2 separate regions of the Homo sapiens genome follow, and region 2 is linked to region 1. A link is an interaction called in ENCODE POLR2A ChIA-PET data of the cell type or tissue named here. Cell type or tissue: IMR-90. All regions are shown on one strand. Links, peaks and the distances in the headings refer to the core of each region. The heading gives the core; the rest is flanking DNA. Region 1 overlaps NT5C3A (5'-nucleotidase, cytosolic IIIA). Region 2 overlaps RP9 (RP9 pre-mRNA splicing factor).

The links. Peaks named below come from ENCODE experiments on the same cell type or tissue, not always from the same donor. Only the 100,000 strongest peaks of a DNase experiment are listed, where the experiment ranks them.
Region 2: POLR2A ChIA-PET joins it to region 1 with 6 read pairs; 4 of 35 experiments call an interaction of 5 or more read pairs at or near these places.

Annotation. Positions count from the first base shown.
Region 1 is chr7:33,017,350-33,029,921 of GRCh38, reverse strand. It overlaps NT5C3A (5'-nucleotidase, cytosolic IIIA), which reads left to right. Exons shown (of 9, transcript NM_001002010.5): 2 at 3,007-3,105; 3 at 5,814-5,883; 4 at 7,823-7,869; 5 at 8,565-8,650; 6 at 10,198-10,287; 7 at 12,321-12,483. Among named protein-coding and RNA genes, the nearest start is that of NT5C3A, 39 kb to the left of the region's middle. In IMR-90, for the core only: no CTCF peak of the experiment used is centred there; a DNase peak (open chromatin) is centred at 5,391; H3K27ac peaks cover 543 bases.
Region 2 is chr7:33,092,001-33,104,572 of GRCh38, reverse strand. It overlaps RP9 (RP9 pre-mRNA splicing factor), which reads left to right. Exons shown (of 6, transcript NM_203288.2): 2 at 4,012-4,042; 3 at 5,137-5,266; 4 at 7,211-7,302; 5 at 8,019-8,080; 6 at 9,141-9,776. The coding sequence ends at 9,339. It overlaps LOC124901610 (a long non-coding RNA gene), which reads right to left. Exons shown (of 4, transcript XR_007060279.1): 4 at 9,174-9,734. Among named protein-coding and RNA genes, the nearest start is that of RP9, 11 kb to the left of the region's middle. In IMR-90, for the core only: no CTCF peak of the experiment used is centred there; no DNase peak of the experiment used is centred there.

The DNA of each region.
Region 1 (12,572 bases), core at 2,174-10,173:
TGCCTTTAGCTACTGGTTCTCTTTCATCCATTGTGATTTAAAGTAAACCAGTATTGGCTGGGCATGGTGGCTTACACCTGTAATCCCAGCACTTTGGGAGGCTGAAGCGGGGAGATCACTTGAGCCCAGGAGTTTGAGACCAGCCTGGGAAACACAGCAAGACCTTATCTCTATAAAAATAAAATAAACCAATCTTACATTTGTTAGTGTAGCAGAAACCAGCCTTCTTCGAAGTGGTCTTGGTGTGATTCTCCTATCCGTTATCAAAAACTTGAAGCTGTGATTTGCCTGAGGTAAGACATCTTGGGTACACTGAAATCAAATATTTAATTTTTTTGGTGAAAAAATAGTCTATGATATATATCCTGTGTTGCTTTCACCATAATGGATTGGTTATTGAATCAAACATATGCTGATTGCTGTGCATCTGCCAGTTAAGGCTGAGGTAAGAACAGAAATTAGTTGTCAAGAGATAAACTTACTAGCTGAGGTATTTGTAAGGGAGTTACAGAAGTGATATTCCAAAACAGCAGTGGTCCCTAAAACTCAGCAGAAAAGCAGAGTAAATACTACTCATCATCATATCCCTAGCATTTAGCAAGAGTGTGTGGCACAAAGTAGACACATGGTAAATATTGGTTAGGCGAGTGAATGGGTTAATGTATGAAAAAAAAAAATAGGAACCAGTGCCTATCTGCCTTTCCATCTATTGAAAAATCACTATAAAATACATAGATAACCTTTAAGCCATTGAAACTCATCCAGTTGAGTTAAAAGGATTACTACATCAAGGTTAGTTGCATTGCAGGTCATCCTACTTAAATATGGCTTTTTAAAATTAAATATATTGTAGGTGGTAGATCTTTCATCCATGGAGAAAATTTTAATGTTAGCATTTGTCTTTTCTCTACACTTTCTTTTTTTTTTCAAGCTCTGCCTCCCGGGTTTACGCCATTCTCCTGCCTCAGCCTCCCAACTAGCTGGGACTACAGGCACCCGCCACCACGCCCAGCTAATTTTTTATGTTTTCAGTAGAGACAGTATTTCACCATGTTAGCCAGGATGGTCTCGATCTCCTGACCTCGTGATCTGCCCACCTCGACCTCCTGAAGTGCTGGGATTACAGGCGTGAGCCACTGTGCCCGGCCTCTTTCCTCTACACTTTCGTTATCATCTTCCAGTCTTTGGAAGACAGTCCATCCTTTTTCTGATTTTTCTACTCTTGCCCATTATGTAGGAACAACACGGCATCTGATAGATTTACGTGGTGAGATTCTCTTGTAGCAAAGATAGAAGGTCCAGGGAATTTTTGTAACCATGTCCATGACACACATGAACTATGTTAATATTACTAATAACATACCCAGAATAAAAACATATAAATAAAGATTATCCAGTACAAACCAGTATAGAACTTGGATTTGAGGTACTATTATTGCCTATGCTGTATAACTGACTATAAAATGAGGCATAATTTTCTCCTTCTAGTTGTATTGTACATGTGCTATGAGAGCTTGTACTGATTTTTCCTCTAATCAGTTTCATTCTATTTGTGATAAAATAGCTAGTAACAAGAAATAATACTTAAGATTAAATTGTTGAGCAACCCTAAAGTCTTCATAACTCTGTAGTAGCAGCCTACACCCATTTTTTAAGATGGGTCTTGCTGTGTTGCCCAGGCTGGTCTCAAACTCCTGGGCTCCAGTGATCGTCAGCTTCCAAGTAGCTGGGATTACAGGCATGTGCCACTGTGCCTGGCACAATACTTTTTGGCAGTTATCTCCATTTGAAATAAATCTATTGTAAAATGTGTGCCAAGAACAGTATATTATTTGGAAAATAGTACAATAAAAAGAGCAAAGATCTTGAAGCAGCTTTTCAAATTTAAAATATTTTAAATGTATTTTAATTATACAAAGACAAACTTTTGGGGGAATAATTGTGATAATTGCTTCCTTTCTGCTCAGGAACATTTTAAAATATAAATATGTAGGCAAGCTAAATGTATGTATTAATTCATAAAAGCCAGATGCAAAAGTATATAATGAGGATGAGCTAAAACTATATGCGTATATATGCATGTTTCAGAGGGATATGCTGAAGGTATTATATTAGTATTAGGGTGGAAGTTTAGTTACTGTATTATATAAAATGGAGGCTTAACGGGAGTCATCTTAAGATTTTTAGAAAAATTAATCAATCGAGGGGTAGCTGCTGGGGTATTCATGGTTAAAATATGATTTCTGGGCTCTCTGGATTGCATCACAACCCAGAAATGAAACTAATAGAAAATCACAGAAATGAAACTAATAGAAAATAAATTTAAATGTTACTTGTTTATCTTCACGTAGTTGAACTCCAGGCAGTTTTTATTGTCTTTTTTATATTTTTACTGTTATTTCTGTGGTAAGCGTGCATTGCTTTTATACTTAGAAAAAGATATATACTTTCTGATAAAGCAATTGAATCACAAATGTAGTTTTATCTTACTCTGTAGCTGGAAAATACTGATAAGTTTTAAGTATTTTTGTGTGTATAAATGGTAATGTGGGAGCTGGGCTTGGTGTCCCACACTTTTAATCCCAGGACTTTGGAAGGCCAAGATGGGAGGATTGCTTGAGGCCAGGAGTTCAAGATCAGCCTGAGCAACAAAGCAAGACCTCACTCACTTCTACAGAAAATTTTAAAAATTAGCTGGGTATGATGGCGCATGCCTTCTACCTACTCAGGAGGCTGAGATGGGAGGATCATTTGAGCCCAGGAGTTTGAGGCTACGGTGAGCTAGGATTGTGCCACTGCACTCCAGCCGGGGTGACAAAACAAGACCTCATCTCTAAAAAAGTAATAACAAAATAAATAAACGGTAATTTGATGTGGTGGCTTGCTTTTTAAAAATAATGCCTTAATATTTTTATGTCTTTAAATAAGACAGGTTTCTGCTTGGTATCAAAGGAACCTGGGGAAAGAAGAATGAAAACTAATTAATTAATTTTCTTTTACTTTTAGATGCCAGAATTCCAGAAAAGTTCAGTTCGAATCAAGAACCCTACAAGAGTAGAAGAAATTATCTGTGGTCTTATCAAAGGAGGAGCTGCCAAACTTCAGGTGAATAATTATCAAGAAGCCTTGGCTGTGTGTGTTGGCTCATGCCTGTAATTCCAGCACTTTGGGAGACTGAAGCAGGAGGATCACTTGAGCCCAGGAGTTCGAGACCAGCCTGGGCAACATAGTGAGACCCCATCTCTATTTAAAAAAAAAAAAAAATGGCCGGGCATAGTGGCTCACACCTGTAATCCTAGCACTTTGGGAGGCCGAGGCGGGTGGACAAGGCTGAGGTCAGGAGTTCGAGACCAGCCTGGCCAACATGGTGAAACTCTGTCTCTACTAAAAAATACAAAAATTAGCCGGGCCTGGTGGCGCATGCCTGTAATCCCAGCTACTTGGGAGGCTGAGGCAGGCTAATCACTTAACCCCGGGAGGCGGAGTTTGCAATGAGTTGAGATCATGCCACTGCACTCCAAAAATAAAAGCTTAATAATAAAGGCTTCTTTTTTTTTTTTTTTTTTTTCTTTTGAGATGGAGTCTCGCTCTGTTGCCCAGCCTGGAGTGCAGTGGCGCAATCCTGGCTCACTGCAACCTGCTCCTCCTGGGTTCAGGCGATTTTCGTACCTCCGCCTCCCCGAGCAGCTGGGATTACAGGTGCCAGCCACCACAACCAGCTAATTTTTTTGTTTTTTGAGACTGAGTATTACTCTGTTGCTCAGGCTGGAGTGCAGTGGCACGATCTCAGCTCACTGCAACCTCTGCTTCCCGGTTCAAGCAGTTTTCCCTCCTCAGCTTCCAGAGCAGCTGGGATTACAGGTGCCTGCCACCACACCCAGCTAATTTTTATATTTTTAGTAGAGACAGGGTTTCGCCATGTTGGCCAGGCTGGTCTCAAACTCCTGGCCTCAAGTGATCCATCCACCTCGGCCTCCCAAAGTGCTGGGATTACAGGCGTGAGCCATCATGGCCCAGCCTTATTTTATTTTTAATGTTAAAGCCGACTCATTCATCTCCTGTTTGATAAAATCTGAGTACAGCAAGTTTAGGTAGACAGTTTTTGCCTATCCTTTAGGAATATAAAATCCAGAAAATATATATCTTGAGTTGTTCTAAAACAGACAGAATACCCTATTGGAAAAACAAAAGTTAATAATCCTGAAATACTCTTAAGTTTTTATTAGTCTTAAGTAAGAAGCTAACTCATGCTGTGTACAAGCATTAAACCATTTTAAGGATAATATTTAAAAGTGTTTAGTTTTATGCTGCTCTTTCATGTTTTAATCATAGTAGTTCAGATTAAGATACAGCCTTATTAAGGGGATAATTGAGTTTTTAAAAAGTTGTCTCTGTTTTAAAGGAATGTGTTACATGTAAATTAAATCAACAATCTGGATATTCTGTAAAAAAAAAAATTATTCCTTTTTTAAAACATTTCTGAAAAATAATATTTAACCCAGTCTCCTAAGTTTCAAGAGCTGGCCAGCTATTTCAATGTGCATTCATTCATTGGTATAGTTTAAATAAGCAAGTTAAATCCAGCATGTAATGGTATCAGTAACTAAGAGCTTCATATAGTTGAATTGCTTCCACTGCATTTTTGTGCATTGACCAAGTTGGTCGAAAATCTCTAGTGAGAAGAGTAGCCATATCACCTGCAATTGCAAATTCCCATACCAATTAATCAGATTTTTTCAAATTTTTATTTATTTTTATTTATTTAATTTTGTTTTATTTTTTCGAGATGGAGTCTTATTCTGTCGCCCAGGTTGGAGTGTAGTGGCATGATCTTAGCTCACTGCAACCTGCGCCTCCCAGGTTCAAGTGATTCTCCTGCCTCAGCTTCCTGAGTAGCTGGGATTACAGGCACATGCCACCACACCTGGCTATTTTTGTATTTTTAGTAGAGACAAGGTTTTACCATCTTGGCCAGGCTGATCTCAAACTCCTGACCTCGAGTGATCTCCCCACCTCGGCCTCCCAAAGTGCTGGGATTCCAGGCATGAGCCACCGTGCCTGGCTGGATTTTTTCAATTTTTAAAGTCGATACATAATAACTGTATATATATATGCGGTACATGTGATATTTTCAAATGTATATAAAATGTGCAATAATCAAATCAGGGTAATTAGGATATCTGCCACTTCTAATATTTATTCTTTGTTTTGGGAACATTCTAAATCTTTTCTTCTAGCTGTTTTGAAATATACAATAAAATACTGTTTACTATAGTCATTCCACTGTGTAAACACTAGAACTTATTCCTTCTAACAGTATTTTCATAACCATTAACCAGCTGTTCTTTATCTCACCAACCCTCCCACCCTTCCCAGCCTCTGGTAACCGTCTTTCTACTCTCTGTTTCCATGAGATCAACTTTTTAAGTTTTCACATATGAGTAAGAACATATAATATTTGTCTTTCTGTGCCTGTCTTATTTCACTTAAGATAATGACCTCCAGGCTCGCCCATGTTGCTGCAGATGACAGCATCTCTTTGTTTTTTATGGCTGAATTACGAATCAGATTTATTTGGTGAAAACACTAGGGCACTCAAGGTAGCACCTTGTAGTTAAGATTATTCCCAGGACTTTATAAAGGAACCGCATGAGAAAATTCAATGTAAAGAGAATAAGTTAACAGTGTGGACCAGAGACTTGAGCACAGTCCTATGCATCTAGGAAAGCATGAAGTATGTGTTTGGGTAGCACAGAGAAATTCTGGCCATGTGGGCTATGTTTACAATAATGCATTTCACTCTTTTCTTACAGATAATAACGGACTTTGATATGACACTCAGTAGATTTTCATATAAAGGGAAAAGATGCCCAACATGTCATAGTAAGTGTGATATTTGTAAACAAATTCACAAAAGCATGTCATCATTATTTTAAGATCCTCTTTATATTACCTGTGAGATAACTGGGTTTTTAAAATTCTTCTTGGACATTGACAGTGAGGAGACCTGCTTTTTCTTATTATATTTTTGAGGTTTTTTTTCCCATATTATATAAATGGTTATTTTCATGTATGGTTTTGGTAGCAAAGGGAATCAGAGACTCCTGAAATATTTCTTGCCAAATATGGTCTATTCATTATTCAAGAAATATTTAAATAGGTTGTAAACTTTGGGTTAACCTGAAGAAACACCATTTATCAAATACTTTGTTTTCTAGGAATTTTACCAAATTTTAATGTCTTTTTTGTTTTCCAACTTGGCTGTGAGTTTTTAAAATAACACTCTTCAACCTGACAGGGAAACGGTGAAATGAACTCTCTCATTTGCTTTTAGTACATGTGTAAATTGAAAAATTATTTTGGGGCTGGGTGCGGTCACTCATGCCTGTAATCTCGGCATTTTGGGAAGCTGAGGCGGGCAGATCATTTGCAGTCAGGAGTTCAAGACCAGCCTGACCAAAATGATGAAACCCTGTCTCTACTAAAAATACAAAAATTAGCTGGGCATGGTGGCGGGCACCTGTAATCCCAGCTACTCAGGAGGCTGAGGCAGGAGAATCACTTGAACCCGGGACGTGGAGTTTGCAGTGAGCCAAGATTGCACAACTGCGCTCCAGCCTGGGCAACAGAGTGAAACTTCATCTCAAAAAAAAGTAAAAAAGGAAAAGAAAAATTATTTTGATAACTTGTATTAAAAAAATGCTAAAAATCGCCAGGCACAGTGGCTCACGCCTGTAATCCCAGCACTTCGGGAGGTGGAGGTGGAATAATCACTTGAGCCCAGGAGTTTGAGACCAGCCTGAGCAACATAATAAGACCTTTTCTTACAAAAAATAAAAAATTAGCTGGGCATTGTGGCATGCCTGTGGTCCCAGCTACTCATTTGGGAGGCTGAGAGGGTCCTTGAGCCTGGGAGGGCAAGTCTATAGTGAGCCATAATCGCACCACTGCACTCCAGCCTGGATGACAAAACAAGACCCTGTCTCGAAAAAAAAAAAAAACACTAAAAATCTTCATATCCTTTGCCCTATTAAGTCCTCTTTGGAGAATTTCTAATAATCTCAAATGCAGTTTTTAAAAAACTTTATTCACAAAAATAATGGTGACTAAGCTCAACATAAAATTATTACTAATAGCAGATGCTTGGAAGCAACCTAAAAAGTTTAATGCTGCAGAAATGATATAAATTATTTTCTGCTCACATACCAGAAATTTTAATTACATGGAAAAATGCAGACTACAATGTGAAATGAAAAAGAAAATTCAAAATTACAGATTTGGTATGATCTCTTATCTAATTGATATACATGAAATCTTAAGACTGAAAGGAAATATACTAAAATATTGTTCATTACTTATTATTGAATGCTAAAACCTTTTACCATTCAATTTTTGTTTTCTTCTTTACAGTGGTCTGGATTTTCCAGATGTTTACGTTAAGCATTTATTATCTTTTTATTACGAAAAAAATGTATTTCCCATATGTGTTTCTTATATTTAATTACAAAGTAGAAAATGGAAGTGATCAATACACAGTTCATAGTATTTGAAGATATTGAATTGTCTATCTCAGTGATGTAAGCGAGCAGTCACTGAATCTCAGATTTTAAGCCATTAGCTTCTTTAACAATGTCATGTGAATTATACCACTGACACCAAAAGTTATAATAACCATGCTAGTTGACTTGGCATTACTTAAAAGTATTGGGTTGGTGCAAAAGTAATTGAGTTTTTTGCCATTACTTTATAGCAAATTATTCATAGTAGTGGTAGCATAAATCAGAGTATTTCTTTTAATGCTTATTTTGCTTTCTATCTTTAGATATCATTGACAACTGTAAGCTGGTTACAGATGAATGTAGAAAAAAGGTAAACACTAACAACAATCTATAGTCACTCAAAGACTTCATTACCCTTTTTGCCTGAGAATTTCTTCAGGTGCATTCACAGAAGTAAGAATGGATGTAAAGTGCTTACAGCCATACCTGGCACATAGTAAGCACTCAGTAAATAGTAGGTTTGCTGTATGAATTACACATTCAAAACATATTTTAAAGATAAAAATTCACAGTAACTTGACAACAAAACTTATATTTAAAACTCTTAAATGATTACCAAAGTATTCTGGTGTTGTAACGTTAACTGGAGATTTAAAACAAAAGTACTTCAGTTTTCTATAGGTTTTGCTCCTTTAAGTTGATGAGGAAGTTGCTTCAGTACTTCGCTTGAGTATGTATGTGTCTGTGTATATCTTAACAAAATGCAATTTGAAATGTGAATCAAATTTAATACCTTTATATGAAAACTAAAGTGTTTTTTGTACTGATAATTTTATTGTTGGTTTTTACTCATCTGAAAGTACTTTACAAAAGAAAGGTAGCTTTTTGCAGGTATATTTGATTACATGTCAACTAAGATCAACAAATATTTTTTCAATTGATGCATTAGCTCAACTTTTAAAGCAGTTTGTTGAAAATACTTGTTTACATTGTTTTGCTTTCTATAAAACCAAGCAGATTTATTTTCAAGTAATCTTCATGATTAAGTTATTCATATCTTCCTAGTTATTGCAACTAAAGGAAAAATATTACGCTATTGAAGTTGATCCTGTTCTTACTGTAGAAGAGAAGTACCCTTATATGGTGGAATGGTAAGTGTATATTAGGCAGTAGGAGGATTAAAAAAAAATAATAAAACAACACTGCAGTTACAACTGATGGCTTATTTTTTACCTGTATTGCAAACAAACAGATTAATAAATTATGCAAGTTAGAGCATTGAATAACAAAATGAGCTCTAATTATCTAATCTCTCTAACAGTTTAGGAATCCTTTTGTTTTGTTTATTTAAGGTGAAGTCCAGTAGGAATAAATTAAAAGTCCTGCATTTAAGTCTCAAATTAAAAACAAGAATTTTTTTTTAAGTATATGAACAAAACGTGGCTTAATGTGTAAAGAAAAGGTATGAGGATTTAAACTGAGTCTGAACTCAGAGCCAGCAGGTGATATGGTTACCCAAAAATCGACCTTTGGTTGCATTAATCAAAATGCAGTGTTCCAGGCAGATCACACTGAAAGCACTGTGTCGGATTCTGGAAGAATGCTGTTAAGAGAAACCATGACAATAGTGACCAAAAAAAAAAAAAATAGATCATGACAAACTTAAAAGGAGTCAGAGTAGTCCACCAGAATGATCAGAGGAATTTGAGCCTTCCCACTTGACGAACATTTCAAGGAATAGAAAATGCTTTGATTTGAGAAGGAACAACTTGTTTTAAAATCTTAGGAGACCAGGAATGATTTGTCTTTATTGTCCCGTTACGTAACAGTTGCATACTTCATCTGTATTTGTGGTACTAAATGTTGAAAAGATATTAGACTTAACTCTACAAACTGGTAGCAGCAGAACTGGAACTAGACTTGGAAGATATAAGAAGATTGATTTCAGCATGAGAAATGAAAAGCCTGTCTAGCAATTAAGAGTTTTCTGGCAATGGAATAAGCTTCCCTGGGAGAATGAGCTTACTGACATGTTAGAAGCTGACCCAGGCAGGGAAGAAGGTGACTTAGGAATATTATAGGGGTATTTTTAGGTATCAGATGAAGAGTTAGGCTTTTTTTTCTTTTCGTTTCTTTCTTTCTGTTTTTAGTGGCTGTTTGCATAATTGTAATGGGTTAGAGAGTCTAAGGGCCCTTTATACTGAGATGCTATGATTATAGGTGTTTTCTACATAAAGCAGGCTAATCTGTATATGACACTTGCCATAACAAAGATTTTCTCTCTTGTTCACTAAGTAGCATCTTCAGTATGTAGAAAATTCAAACTACAAACAAATTTTAAAAATGGGGTTGCTCTAATTCATTTTACTGCAATCAGAGAAAGGATTATGCTTCCATAGGTTGGGTTGAGTTTTTATGTGTAGAATTAGGAAAGGTTTATAGCTAGTTTCCTTTCATTACCTTACTAACATATTTAAGCTAAGTCTGGGTTTGGGAGGACTGGGAAACTCAGTAAGAACATGCATATCACATTTTGAGACATGAGGTATACATTCATTAGTGATGAACTTCAATCTCTAAAATTTAAATCCAAATATGAGGAACAGATTTTCTCACATGGAAGAATGTTTTGTAATAAAGATAATAATTTTAGTTTGTCTTAATTGATAGTCTTTTTTCCTTTGGTCATAAACTCCAGGTATACTAAATCACATGGTTTGCTTGTTCAGCAAGCTTTACCAAAAGCTAAACTTAAAGAAATTGTGGCAGAATCTGACGTTATGCTCAAGTAAGTTTCTTGGATGTTTTTTGCTGTTATTGTTCACAGACTTGAATTATTGCTATTTATGTAGTCAGTTGTACTTTTTAAAAATAAGATTGAATATTCCTTATATAACCATATCCAAAATATGCCACCTATCACAAAATACATAGTGGTAAGATAAGGAATTTAGAATGACGTATTAGATCTTGGTGTAGGTAGTAAGAGCCTTATGAGATTTAAATTCTAATTTGTATTTTGTTTCTCCAGATTAAAAATGTCAAGACTTAAAATTTTTGAACCAAGGCCATTTAAAAATTTTTTAGCAAAATACTTAGGAAAGACATATGAAAGGAATGTATAAATCAAGTTAAAAGGGATTTAAGTATACTTTTTTTTTTTTTTAAAGACAGGGTCTCTCTCTGTTGCCCAGGTTAGAGTGTAGTGACATAATCTCTTCCTCAGTTCAACCTCTGCCTCCTGGGCTCAAGCGATCCCCTTGCCTCAGCCTCTCAAGTAGCTGGGACTACAGTCATGCACCACCATGCCTGGCTAATTTTTGTATATTTTTGTAAAGATGGGATTTCACCATGTTGCCCAGACTGGTCTTGAACTCTTGAGCTCAAGCGATCCCAAAGTGCTGGGATTATATGTGTGAGCCACCATGCCTGGCAGTATACTATGTCTAAATTTACATAAGCCTACTTTTTAAATTCTCGAACTTCTTTGAAAACTATTCCTAGGAAAGATTAGTATGTTTTAGTACATAATTATATATGTATGCATGAGTTATAAGATACAAGAAGCTTTTTTTTTTCTTTTTTTTTTGAGATGGAGTCTCGCTCTGTCACCCAGGCTGGAGTGCAGTGGTGTAAGCTCCGCCTCCCAGGTTCACGCCATTCTCCTGCCTCAGTCTCCTGACTAGCCAGGACTTCAGGCGCCCGCCACCACGCCCGGCTAATTTTTTGTATTTTTAGTAGAGACGGGGTTTCACCGAGTTAGCCAGGATGGTCTCGATCTCCTGACCTTGTGATCTGCGCATCTCCGCCTCCCAAAGTGCTGGGGTTACAGGCGTGAGCCACTGCGCCCGGCCCAAGAGCCTGTTTAATACTGTTTATTACCTCGTAAAATTTTCAACTCATTAGGCAAATATGATGATGTTACTTTTTTATGATGATGTTATATTTTAAGGTGATTACTTCTAAAAAGGAAAGCAATAAATTGTCAGAAAAAGTGTGAGGACAGCTAGTAAGTGTTTCATTCCTTAGTAGGCAACATTAGCATTCTTTAACCTATGGCCCAGGAAGGGTAAAAAAGGGAAGAGGGCTTAAGATCTTAGTAAAGACACATGCCAGATGTCGAGAATACATCTAAGTTCCTGCCACTCTGCTTTTCTTTTCAATTTTATGGATTTTGATGAAACTGTAAGAATATCAAGTCATTCTTCATAATTTTAAAATCTGAAAATATTTTAATCATGTAAATGTATTTGTTGTTGGTCAATATATATCCATTAAGTTAGGCCAAGTTGATAGGCCCACTATGGGACTCCATCCTTCTCAGTGTTAATATATCCATGTTTTAACCCCTAAGTGGGGTTTTCAAGGTGTAGCTTAACTATTGTTTTCTCTTTTTAAATTTCATTTTAGAGACAGGGTCTCGCTATGTTGCCCAGAGTGGACTAGAACTCCTGGGCTCAAGCAATCCTCAAGCCTCAGCCTCCCAAATAGCTGGGACTATAGGCATGCACTGCTATGCCTGCCTATTTCTTTTTAAATGGTATAAATTGTGAACTGTAGGTTTATATTCATATTCAGTGAAAGCTTAAAGACATCTAGTTTGTAGTATTAGAATTGATTAAAGGGAAAGTAAAGAGTTAACTGTTGTTTGAAAAACTTGTAGTATTGTAGATATCAATAACAGCCCTCTTGGGCAGTATATTGAAATGAGAATATGAGTGAGCCATAGAATTACTAGGAATATTTCACTTTTTTAGCTTCTAAGTAAAAAGGAACTATATCTTGCTCTTTAATAACCAGTTTGTTATCTCCATCTTACAGAGAAGGATATGAGAATTTCTTTGATAAGCTCCAACAACATAGCATCCCCGTGTTCATATTTTCGGCTGGAATCGGCGATGTACTAGAGGAAGTTATTCGTCAAGCTGGTGTTTATCATCCCAATGTCAAAGTTGTGTCCAATTTTATGGATTTTGATGAAACTGTAAGAATATCAAATCGTTCTTCATAATTTTAAAATCTGAAAATATTTTAATCATGTAAATTTATTTATTGTTACTTAATATATATCCT
Region 2 (12,572 bases), core at 2,326-10,325, 74 kb before region 1:
CCTGTTCAAGTTCACCTCACCCTTAAACGTTAAGAAACTATTCTTTATTGCTGCCATCCTGAAGTTTCATGATAATGTTAGTCTTTTCCAATTGACTTTTTTTTTTTTAACTTTTATTTTAGGTTTAGGGGTACCTGTGTAGGTTTGTTATACAGGTAAACTCATGTCATGGGGATTTGTTGTACAGATTATTTCATCACCCAGGTACAAAGCCTAGTACCCAAGAGTTATTTTTTCTGATGCTCACCCTCCGCCTGCCCTCCACCCTCAAGTGGGCCCCAGTGTGTGTTGTTCCCCAGTTTGTGCAGTTGACTCTTTTTTTCTTGACATGTCATGAATGCATTAACTACATATATAAATTTATGTCTTATTTCCTCTCCCCAATTTTGTTTTTTCCTTCTGTTGATTTTCTGTTGCTCTATCTCTTCTGTCTTTGTATTTTCATTGTACTTTGTAGATGTATCTTTTTCTCTACTAAACATATTTGTTATATTTCTAAATCAAAAAGCTTTTTCTCATTCTGCAAGTTGTTTTTTATATTATCCTGTTCTTGTTTCATAAGTGAAATATCTTCACTCATCTATGAGGATACTCACTCGTTTTTCTTTTTTGTTGTCTTTTGTTCCCTACATTGCCTCTATTTCTTGTTTGCTTTTTATTTTGATTGCTGTCTTACATTTAGTAATTTTTTTTTCTCTAATATCTGGGTATTCTTGAATCTCAACCATATTTTGTTTTGTTTTGTGTTTTTTAGAGACAAGCTCTCGTTCTGTCACCCAGGCTGGAGCACAGTGGCACGATTATAACTCACTACAGCCTCGACTTCCTGGGCTCAAGTGATCCCCCCTGAATCAGCCTACAGAGTAGCTGGGACTGCAGGTGCACACCATGACACCTAGCTAGTTTTTTTACACTTTTTTTTTTAGAGATGGAATCTTACTATGTTGCCCAGGCTGGTCGCGAACTCCTGGCTTCAAGGAATCCTCTCACTTAAGCCTCCCAAAGTGCTGGGATTACAGGCATGAGCCGCTGCTCTGGCCTCAACTCATTTAAGAGTAGGCGCTATACAGCTCTTGTCAAGGGCAGCTGTGTGTGGGAGAGAAAAAAGAGAGAAGGTGTTGTTTGTTGATCAGATAGCTTCATGATAGGGCGCTCATGCTGCAGGGTACCCTTTTTATCAAGAGACTTCCAAATGTCAGTAGTTGGAGATTTTTTTCTGGGGCTCCTAAGTTCCTCTAGAGAAGGGTCTTGAGTCCTCTGCCTGGGGGCCAGGGATCTCTGCCTGGCTGCCAGTGTTGCTGAATTGGAGAGGCTAACCCTGCAGCCTCCTTCAAGTGTTGGGCAGGCAGCCTCCTGGCTATAGGAAGGAAGCCTCATCTTCTGAAAAGTGTTACTTCTTCCACCCCAGGAAATCCATTGCTATTTCCACTTTCCCAAATTTGTTGAAAACTTCCTCTGATGTTGCCTCCTTTTGGGATATCTTTATGGCCTTTTTATTTTTTCACTGTCATTTTTAAAGCATCTGGGGAAGGAGATAGATAAGCATGTTGGTCAGTTGGCCATGTTAAATGGGAAGCCCCACAGTGCTCTTTTATAAATTGAATTCAAATCTTTTCATCCCTGATGTGATGGAGTCTCCTGAGTCTCCACCACAGTTTTCCCTCGGTGACCCTGCCTGCCAGGCCCCTGAGGGCATCCGAGGCTTCCACCTGCTCCAACACTCTCTGTCACTTAATAGCTCCTGGGCTGCCAGGCATAACAGAGTGGACCTTCTGGGTGTATGTGGCAGTTTCACCTCTGCCACGCAGCCCCTTGGATGCAGCTGCAGGAACAATTGTGTGGAATGGAGTACACTTGCATTAGGGACTCTTCTCAAAGAAAACCCATCTCAACAGTCAACAGAAAGAGTAATTTGAAACACTTAACAAAAGATTTCTTACTCTGTACACACTTGAGAAGACAGCGTGTCTCAGACATAACTGGTCTTCTTCCTACTCAGAGAAAGTTAGTACAGTCTGAATGACTAAGTAAGGCTTTTCAGATGGCACAAAATAATGCATCTCAATCAACTTTTTTTTATCTTGAGAATTAACTGCAGCTGGACACGGTGGATCATGTATACAATCCCAGTACTTTGGGAGGCCAAGACAGGAGGATTGCTTGAACCCAGGAGTTCAAGGCTGCAGTGAGCTGTGATCACGCCACTGCACTCCAGCTTGGGTGACAGTGACTGCAAAGATAAATGCATACCTCTTAACTGTCACACTGTAGAACCTAAACTGTGCGTGAACATACTTCAGTTTTCTAATCTGTATTTAGTAGTTAAATACTACTTTCAGAAATATATTTTTGAGTATACTACATTAATGAATTGTTCAGCCCCGGGAAACAACATGAACCACCCTTCTTTAAACTTGTGAAACCACTTGTAAAATGGACTTTGGGAATGCCATTGCTGATAATATTATATTTCCAAATGTGCAATTGCATCACACTCATTTTCATCTTGGCAAGAACAGTTACTTTTTTTTGAGAATTTGGATCTCAATTCGATTGGCCATATATTTTTTGTATAATGCTTGTGGCTCAAAAGGATTCATTTATTGGATTTTTGGATTTATAGACTTTACTGTCAAGCTCCTTCTAGTCTCTATGCATAAGGTATAGCATTAATGTTTCTAATGAATGGCTACAGATAAACTATCATCTTCACAAGTTGTGCAGATTTCCATTGTTTTTGCTCCATTAGGCCTATGTCATGCCACAGCTTTTTGTTAGAAATATTTTAAGCACCTACTTTGGGAAAACACTGTACCACACTTACAAAGCTAATCCTGTTAATACACAGTTGTTTACTATTTAATCTTGAGGGAACAGATCTGGGATTAGTAGTATTTCTCATCCATTGTCCATCAAGTTGCTTTCTCCCACATCTTATAGAAGGGGAGAATGAATTTTTTTTTTTTTTTTTAAGACAGAGTCTCACTCTGTCTCCCAGGCTGGAGTGCAATGGTGCGATCTCAGCTCACTGCAACTTCTGCCTCCCAGGTTCAAGCAATTCTTCTGCCTCAGCCTCCTGAGTAGCTGGGATTACAGGCACCCGCCACCACGCCCAGCTAATTTTTGTATTTTTAGTAGAGACGGGGTTTCACCATGTTGGCCAAGCTAGTCTCGAATTCCTGACCTCAAGTGATCTGCCCGCCTCAGCCTCCCAAAGTGCTGGGATTACAGGCGCGAGCCACCACGCCTGGCCAAATGAAAATTTTTTCACTTTTCCCTTTGTCTATTCTTGACTCCCTTTTCCAATATTCATTGTCTTCTAAAGGGTCCCTTAAACTATGCATAAGACGAGAGTCCGAATGAAGAAAACATTAAATCATTAAGTGTTTCTCTATGTTGCAGCCATTCTGAAGTATTAAAATAAGAGAGCCAGGTGTCATGGTGCCATGGTACACAACTGTAGTCCCAGCTACTCAGGAGGCTGAGGTGGGAGGATTGCTTGAGGCCAGGGGTTTGAGACCAGCCTAGGCAACACGACAAGACCCTGTCTCAAAAAAAAAAAAAATACTTCCCTAAAGGTTTAAAGGGTCAAGGGACAGACCTGAGCTAAAAATATTTGCATATTACTCTTTTGGGAGGAGGTACAAATTGCTTTAGGAGCCTGAGAGTTGCTCTTTGAGTGCACAAACACCTCGCCTTCAGAATTTCCTTCCCATCTTGCTGCCTGTCCCATCTGGAGACTTGCGTGCTCAGCATTCTGGGTCTCCTCTGGGTTCAGTCCCTGGATGGAAATAAGGAAGGCCTGGCCAGTCTTAGATGGCAGGTGCCGCTCAGCACAGGGAGGAGAAGCATTCTGCTCTTCTCAGGTGATTGCTTGTCTGCAAACCAGTGATAAAAGCTTATTGTTGCTAAAATCTCTGATTAAAAATCCTATAGCCCCTTTTTTGCAGTAACTTGATGTGTTATGTTTACATTAACATGGTTGATAAGGTTTTGTTTTTTGTTTTCCAGTTACGAAAAACCTCCTCCTGGGCTTATCAAGGTTAGTGTGAAGTTTGTACTCTTGGTTATTCCACAAGACATACTTGTAGACTCAGTAACTTGTTATGAAAAATAATTGCATGATGTTAAATCTCCTTTTACCAAAAGCCTGTTTCTTTTCCTGCAGATGAATGAGGGGTCATAATTTTTAGTTTTGTCACAAGCCTCTGCCTTTGCAGAAATTTCATCAGCCATGTTTCCCTTCCCTGAAGAACCAGTGCAGGCCCACGTGGATTCCTTGGCCATGCCCCTCTTCTCTCTTGCTGGGGATGGCATCTCTAAGCTCCTTTTCCTTGTCGGCCTCACCCGGCTCAGCCCCTCGGTCCATCCTCTGCTGGTTTCTTGAGCTCAGCAGCTCAGAGAGCAGTAAACTCTGAGGAGATCTGACAGCTATCCAGTCCCGCTCCCTGGTACAGGCATCCCTCCTGCAGCTCCCTGGCCAAGGTGCCAGGGTGTGTGTGCACGAGGGAGACTTAGAGTGGCAGGCCACGGCCAAGAAAACTTGCTGTTTCATAACTCTCAGCGAAGAAATATTCTTTAAAAACATGAGTCTATTGTAAATTTAATATTCATAGAAACTTGAAAAAAATCCAAAAGTTTGAAAACACATTAATTGTAAATGCAGTTATTGAGTGGTAAAAATGTACATCAGAGATATAGCATGTGTGTGACTGTAAAACATGACAGGGCCTTCAGGGTATAATAAACTATTCTAGCATAACAGGCCATTTCTATTATTCCAGGAAGCCTGGTTTACTTTAATTCTATATTTTGAGGTAGTGAAACTTTTTTTTTTTAATCTCAGAATCTTATTTGGAGCTCCCCAGTCATTGCTATATAAGGACAGATTTTTCTGCTTCACCAGTAACTTTTCTCTAAGAACAGCTACATTGTTTTTGGTATAGTTCTTCTGGTACATTTGTTTCCTGTTTTTTCAATCAGGTGTAACTTGTCTTTTTTTCTAGTTTTGAGGGGTAACTAAGATGATGTTGGCACCGGAAGCCCAGGAAAAAGCCAGGCAAGGGTGGCTCCAAGGGGAGCAGGAGAGAATCCCAGCGCTCTTGCCATGCTGTTTATACCTGTTCCCTTTTTTAGGAAGATGAGACTAAGCCAGAAGATTGCATACCAGATGTACCAGGCAATGAACACGCCAGGGAATTTCTGGCTCATGCACCAACTAAAGGACTTTGGATGCCACTGGGGAAAGAAGTCAAAGTTATGCAGTGTGAGTGTGGGAGAGTTTCCCTAATCCATGCAACTTACATGCCTCAATTTACAAAGAGTGTTTACTTCTTTTATTTAACTTGTTCTCATCACAGCCCTCTTACAGCCAAGGCACGTTCTCCATCTTCTAGATAAGGAAGCATCCACCCCACCCCCCACCACCGTGCCATGTGAAGAAGAAAGAGGGCTGTCATCTTAAGCCAGGAAGAAAGCTCTCACCACAAACCCACCTTGCTGGGACCCTGATCTCAGATTTCCAACCTACAGAATGAATGAGAAAACCAGTTTCTGTTGTTTAGGCCACCCAGAATACGGCATTTTGTTATGTCAGCCCGAGCTGACTAAGACACCATCTTTCTGCAGGTCCCCTTAGCCTCTCTCCCGTGTTGGATCACCCATTTTCCTGTGTCTTGAGTCTTCTTTATTATCATATTCTCTCCTTATGGTGTAACAAATCCTATGGCTGTTACCTTCAAAATGGGTTTATAGAAGATAAAAATGTTAAGACCTTTACTTTTCTGGAATCGTCTTTAACAGATTTTTAACTACCAGGATATTGAATTCTAATTTAAAAATCAGTTTCCTTGAGAATTTTGATGGGAATGCTTCATTGCCTTGATTATTTGTTAAAAGCAAAGACAACGTGCCTCAGAGTTCAGTATCTATCGGTTTTTCTTCTTTGGGTGGGTTATATTTTCCCAGAGAAGGCTCCCACGTGGAGGGAAAGCCATACTATGAGTGTTCTGGGAGCCGAGTGGAGGGAGTCTGGAAATGTGTCCATCTGCTTTTCATTCATTCGTGTGACCCTTTGTGGCTATTGCAGCAGCTTCCTTCAGACCTACCTGATGTCTCCCTGGTCTCCCTGGCCAGAGACCCTCTGTTTTACCTTTTCCACACATTAAACAACCTTCTACCAGGGTCAGGAAAACAGGGTCTCACTCTGTCACCCGGGCTGGAGTGCAGTGGTGTGATCACAACTTACTGCAGCCTCAACCTCCCAGAATCAGGTGATCTCACATCAGCCTCTGAGATAGCTGGGACTACAGGCATGCGCCACCAGGCTTAGCTAATTTTTTTGTACTTTTGTAGAGATAGGGTTTCACCATGTTGCCTAAGCTAGTCTCGAACTCCTGGCCTCAAGCGATCTACCCGCCTCTGCCTCCCAAAGTGCTAGGATTACAGGTAGGAGCCACTGTGCCCAGCCACCATTAATATTCTAAGAGAACTTGTGATTTTATTTACTTAAAAGTGAGAGTTTTGAACAGACTCAACCTGAGAAAGAAGCTTTTATAGTGTCTAAAATAGTAAATGAGAAGCAGAGATACTTTATGAAAACATTTACTCTGAAAAATATACTGAAACACACTTTAAAAAAAATGTACCTTTTGGGCCGGGCGTGGTGGCTCACGCCTGTAATCCCAGCACTTTGGGAGGCTGAGGCGGGCGGATCACCTGAGGTCAGGAGTTGAAGACCAGCCTGGGCAACATGGCAAAACCCCATCTCTGCTAAAAATACAAAAATTAGCTGGGTGTGGTGGTACGCACCTGTAATCCCAGCTACCCAGGAGGCTGAAATAGAAGAATATCTTGAACCCAGGAGGCAGAGGTTGCAGTGAGCTGAGATCACGCCACTGCACTCCAGCCTGAGCGACAGAGCAGGACTCCATCTCAAAAAAAAAAATTCACCTTTTGAAGTAATTCTCCATTGGATTGCTTCATAAATACTTGGTGATAGAATATTATTCCTAAAGGTATAAGACTAAAGGATGCTTGGGGAAGCAATTAGTTTACCTCTGTTTCTGGGATCTTACATGGCTTGTCCATAATTATATTTTGTTTTAGAATTAGAGTTTAATGAAGAAAAACTTGAATATATTCTGCTGATTCTTTATCTTGAGTAGGTGAAACTGTTATCTTACAGAAATATTTCTCTTTTCGTTTTTAGGTTGGCGTTGCAAACGCTATGGTCACCGAACGGGTGACAAAGAATGCCCTTTCTTTATCAAAGGCAACCAAAAGTTAGAGCAGTTCAGAGTGGTAAGTAAAGTCCAAGAGTGTCAATTTACATTTATCAGAGATAGTGAAAATCAGTGAAGCAGAAAGTCACCAGTGAACTTGAATGGTCACATAAAATACATTCCCAGAAGCCCTTTGACCAAAGTGTGTGCTGTTAACTACATGCTTATTAAATTACATTTGTATGACAAATTAGCTCTTTTACAAAAAAAAGGAATTCTTATTAAAGTGATCTTTGTTTGTAACTTGGAACAGTGATTTTTTTTCTGAAACAGACATTGTTATCTATTCAACCGCACTTTTTAAAATTTACTGTGTAAAAAAGTCATGTTTCATGACTGAAATCAGGGATTTAATTTCCCGGTCTTTAAAGAGTACATGTCTTTAAACTGTAAGATTAAAGTGTCCGTATATTTTTTCTTTAGATGACAGTTATTCCCTGTATTTTTCTTTGTTTTTGAGGTGGCAGTGTTATAGCTCTGTGATTGCTCCTGCAGAGCAGGGCTACCCCAAAGACAGTGTGCTGAGAGTAGCCATTTCCTGTATTTTTCTAATTGGAAAATCCATTTTTTAGCCTTAATGAGTTTTCAGTGATGTGACCTAGAACATGTTGAACATGCAGCTACATCAAACAGTAAAAAAAAAAATAAACTGGTTTTCATAACATAGGCATTTCATTGTATTTAACTTGTGATCCATGAAGCCTAACCAAACCTTAACCTTCTCTGACCCTTAAGGCACATGAAGATCCCATGTATGACATCATACGAGACAATAAACGACATGAAAAGGACGTAAGGTGAGGTCGTCCTGATGATAACAATATCCCCTTAAAGTTTTAAAATTATATAAAGTTGGAGAAAACCACTCTAGTGTTAGAGGAATGGTGCAGTAAACATGGTACTTCAATTGTGAAAATATGTGGAGTGCAGGAGTCATGGCTGAAAAGGCCAGTGTTGGGGAATGAGCAGGCCAGCCTCCTCCTCCTTGGGTTAACTTAAAGCCATGGGCTTGGTCCAGCTCTCTGGCCACTGCAGTTGATGTTGGCAACCCATGTTGTGCTGTCTACTTGTACAGTATAATTGATATTTTCATGTGATTCAGTTTATCTTCTCCAGAGTCTTTAGGGATGTGAGCTTTTGTTAAAAATTATACTTAGGCCAGGCTCAGTGGCTCACACCTGTAATCCTAACACTTTGGGAGGCCGAGGCCAGCGGATCGCTGAAGTCCAGGCGTTTGAGACCAGCCTGGGCCATACAGCAAAACCCCATCTTTACAAAAAAATATAAAAAGTAGCCAAGTATGGCAGCACGCACCTGTAGTTCCAGCCACTCGGGAGGATGAGGTGGGAGGATCTACTTGACCCCAGTAGGTTGAGGCTGCAGTAAGCCATGATTGCACCACTGCACTCCAGCCTAGGTGACAGAGGAAGACCCTGTCTCTAAAAAAAAAAGAAAAAAATTAGACATGATTAGAGAGAGGTGGAAAAAATTGGAGGGTTTGTTTTTTCAAATTGGTGGCATTATAACTGTTAAAGATGTAGATTAAGAAATTGAGCAGTAGGGGAATGGTTTAGTAAAGTATGCGTCTGTTAGAAATTACAATTGTAAGGACTGTGGAAACATGCAGAAATGTCTAGGACAATAAAAAGAATACAAAGTGGCTTGTACACTGGTTTCAGTCACGTAAAGTAGGCATTCAGGTGGAGAAGAATGAGAAAACAGGTAAAAATAAAAATACTGTCTTTGTGACATGGTTATTCATCATCCTATACTGCTTTTGAATGACATATTTATCTAAGCAACTGTTGTAAGTTAAAGCTAAAACTCACTGTTCTTTGATCAATTTTGAATGTTTAGGATACAGCAGTTAAAACAGTTACTGGAGGATTCTACCTCAGATGAAGATAGGAGCAGCTCCAGTTCCTCTGAAGGTAAAGAGAAACACAAGAAAAAGAAGAAGAAAGAAAAGCATAAGAAAAGGAAGAAAGAAAAGAAAAAGAAGAAAAAACGGAAGCACAAATCTTCCAAGTCAAATGAGGGTTCTGACTCAGAGTGACAAGGATGTGACTTGTTCAACATTCTCTTCTCAAACACTGACCAAGGAACAGAGGAAGATGCAGTCAGAGAAAGCAGCAGGATAGAGACGCCGAGAGAGGAGTATATGTGGGTCACAGCAGTGAGCTCCCACCCGCCTTGCAGTGAAGATGTGACCCCAGGAGAGGGAGTGTCTCCTTCCAGGTGCTAGCTCTGGACAGCAGCTGATTTTAGGCAGGAAAGTTTCTTCATCGTTGTCCTCCCTGCTGGTCACATGAGTTTACGATTCCTTTGAAGTGTCTCCCACAGGGTGGCAGGACTGGGAGAATCTCTGAGGCGTGTCTTCCAGGCCCTCCCACAGCTTGTGCCCTCCACAGTGTGGACTCAGGTCCCATAGACATCAGGCTGGAGTCTTCTCTGTTGTTGAGAATAATAAAAGCTCATTATTTATTTTTTAAATGGAATGTATTTATTTATGAATAATACATAAGTACAAATAATACCTAATACAAATTTAAAAGGTACATAATATTTAATCATGAAAACTCTACTTTCTTCCTTTCCACTCCAGTTACCTTCCCCAATGTCTACCAGTGGTACTAGTTTCTTGTGAATATTTTATATATCACAAGTAAGTACAGGGCTTTTCTTAGCAAATGCTATCCACATTCACTCACACATAGTTACATTTTAAACTTAGAAGTATGAACCTTACAGTGGTCAGTATCTGAGGGGGTTGGATCCAGGACCAACTCCCTCAATCCCTCACAGATACCAAAATCCGTGGATGCCCAAGTCCCTTATATTAAATGGCGTGCTATTTGCCTGTTCCCTACACACATCTTCCCATATACTTTAATTCATCTGTAGATCACTTCTAACACCTAATACAATGTAAATAGTTGTTATAATGTATTGTTTAGGGAATAAGGGCAAGAAAGAGAGTCTGCACATGTTCCATAGAGACAGAACCATCCATTTATTTTTTTGAATATTTTCTATCTGTAGTTTGATGAATTCACGAATGTAGAACCTGCTGATAGGGTGGGCCCACTGTTTTTATATATCAAGTACATTTGGCTTTACTGCCATATCAGCAGTGTGCATTTATATTTACCCGACATGGTTTGTTGATTTGGGGGCTAGGGAGTTCTTAAAACAATGAAAAACCTTGTATGGCTGCATTCTAATTCTCTTGCTTTCTACTGCCAAAGTCCCACAATTTTCACAGAGTGACTCAGAAAAAGTTTAAGAATATACAGGGATTTCCATACTGGGTCAGGTACCCACATCCCAAAATCTCTCTCCCTTTCTTCCTCTTCCTGTTGCCTGACCACAGCCCACACATGCTCCTGTAGCTGAGACTAGGCCACAGTAGAGGCATCTCAGGAGGCCAAGGTGTTCCTGCAGCTAGAGGAGAGGAAGTCCATCGTTTGCTGAGCCAAAGTGAAGCTGGATCTTGCTCATAGGCAAGCGTGTCCCTCTGTGGCCAACACTGGTCTCTTGCTGCTTTAGGCACTCAGTCAGGGTCCCAGAAACTCACTCCCATTTTCTGCCACTTTTCCTGGGGTTTGGATTCCCTCCTTTTTAAGGAACAGCCAAGCCAGGCCCAGACTGACCCTTCTCCAACTCTCATCAGTCAATGCTACTATTCTTGGCCTTGGAATACAACCTCACGAACACAATCAAGAATGGGATGGCCAGGACTTACTATTTCTGAAAACTGTAAGTCCAGTGATTCAGCCTTGCCTTACACTTACCCTTGTCATGCAGAACACAGGCCATCTGTCCTCTGCCATATGCTCAGCATTTCCCACCCAGGTAGAGCTGGTCCTCTTCTTCCAGGAATTGGCTACTGTCCCTCCGCAATCCCATTCATGATAAAAAGCATTCTTACACAACACGAGAAATGCTGCATCAATAATTCTCAAGCCTTCGAGGCATCCAAATCAACTAAAGATGCAGATTCCTGTGCTCCATTCAAAAACTACCAGAATTTTCCATTTCCTAGGTCTGGGGTGAACCTGGGAATCTGCCTTGCTAACAAGTGATGTGGACACTGTTGGTTCAGGAACCCCACTTGGAGAACCTGTGCTCTAGATCTCTACCCTCTTACTGAAGCGTTCTTCCACTTCCTGCTTTAACTGGAATCCAGCCGTCCACCCCTGCAGCCCTTGCAAGTAAATTGCTATCCCTTCTCTCTCACTGGTTTTCTCTGTCTTGTCTGTTTCTGGCCTAGATTCTGGGGAACATCACTTCAGCCTGTCATCTCCTCTGACCTGTCATCCTTTTGTCCAGCTTTCCCAAAAGAAACTTCAATTAAAATCTTTCACTTCTGCTTGTATATACAGACTACACGGGGAAAACACATGCCCATGTGGATTGATGTCCCCACAAATTCATTATCTCCAAACTCAAATTTAAGAACTGACCCCAGCATGCTGACTAGCAAACCAAAAGCTTGTTAGTCATCTATTTAAACCTTCATTCTCAGGCATTTCCTTCAGGTTCTGCATTTTCTACTCCTATCCAGGAAGACAATATCAGCCCTCAGACCTCCCCTTACTAATGCATCCTACCATCTCACCATCATGGTGTGCAAGTTAGGCAAAATTCTAAAATGACCCATGATCTCTCCCCCTAATCTTCAGTACTGTTAATAGGATGCATTTTACTCCTGTGACTGGATTATGTTACAAGCACAAGGAGAGGGAGACCATCTGGGTGTTCCTAACCAAATCATGAGAGCCGTATGGAACTCCAGAGTGGTCTATGGCTAATAATCAAAGAGAAAGTAAGAGAGTCCAAGCCTGTGAAAGATTCCACACATCATCACTGGCCTTAAAGTTGAATGGGCCCACATGGTGAGGGATGCAGCAGACTCTCATCAAAGGTTCCTGACTAACAGCCAGCAAGGAAATGGAGCTCTCAGTCCTACAGCCGAAAGTAAATGAATTCTGCCACCCTCAATGATTCTGGATGCATATTCTTCCCCAGAGCCTCCAGATGGAAGCCCACCTCTATTGACACCTTGGGTTGGGGCTTCTGAGATGCAAAGTCGAGAGCCCAGTTGAGCCTGCTCAGGCTTCTGACCTACACCACCGTGAGGTAATCAATGATGGTGGTTTTGAGCTTTTACGTTTGTGGGAAAGTGTTAATACAGCAACAAACTGATTCAGAGGTTTAATGAGCTTTCCCTCCTCCTCTCAGGCCAGTCCATCACCTGTGCTCTGGATCCCACCATCAGCCAGCAGT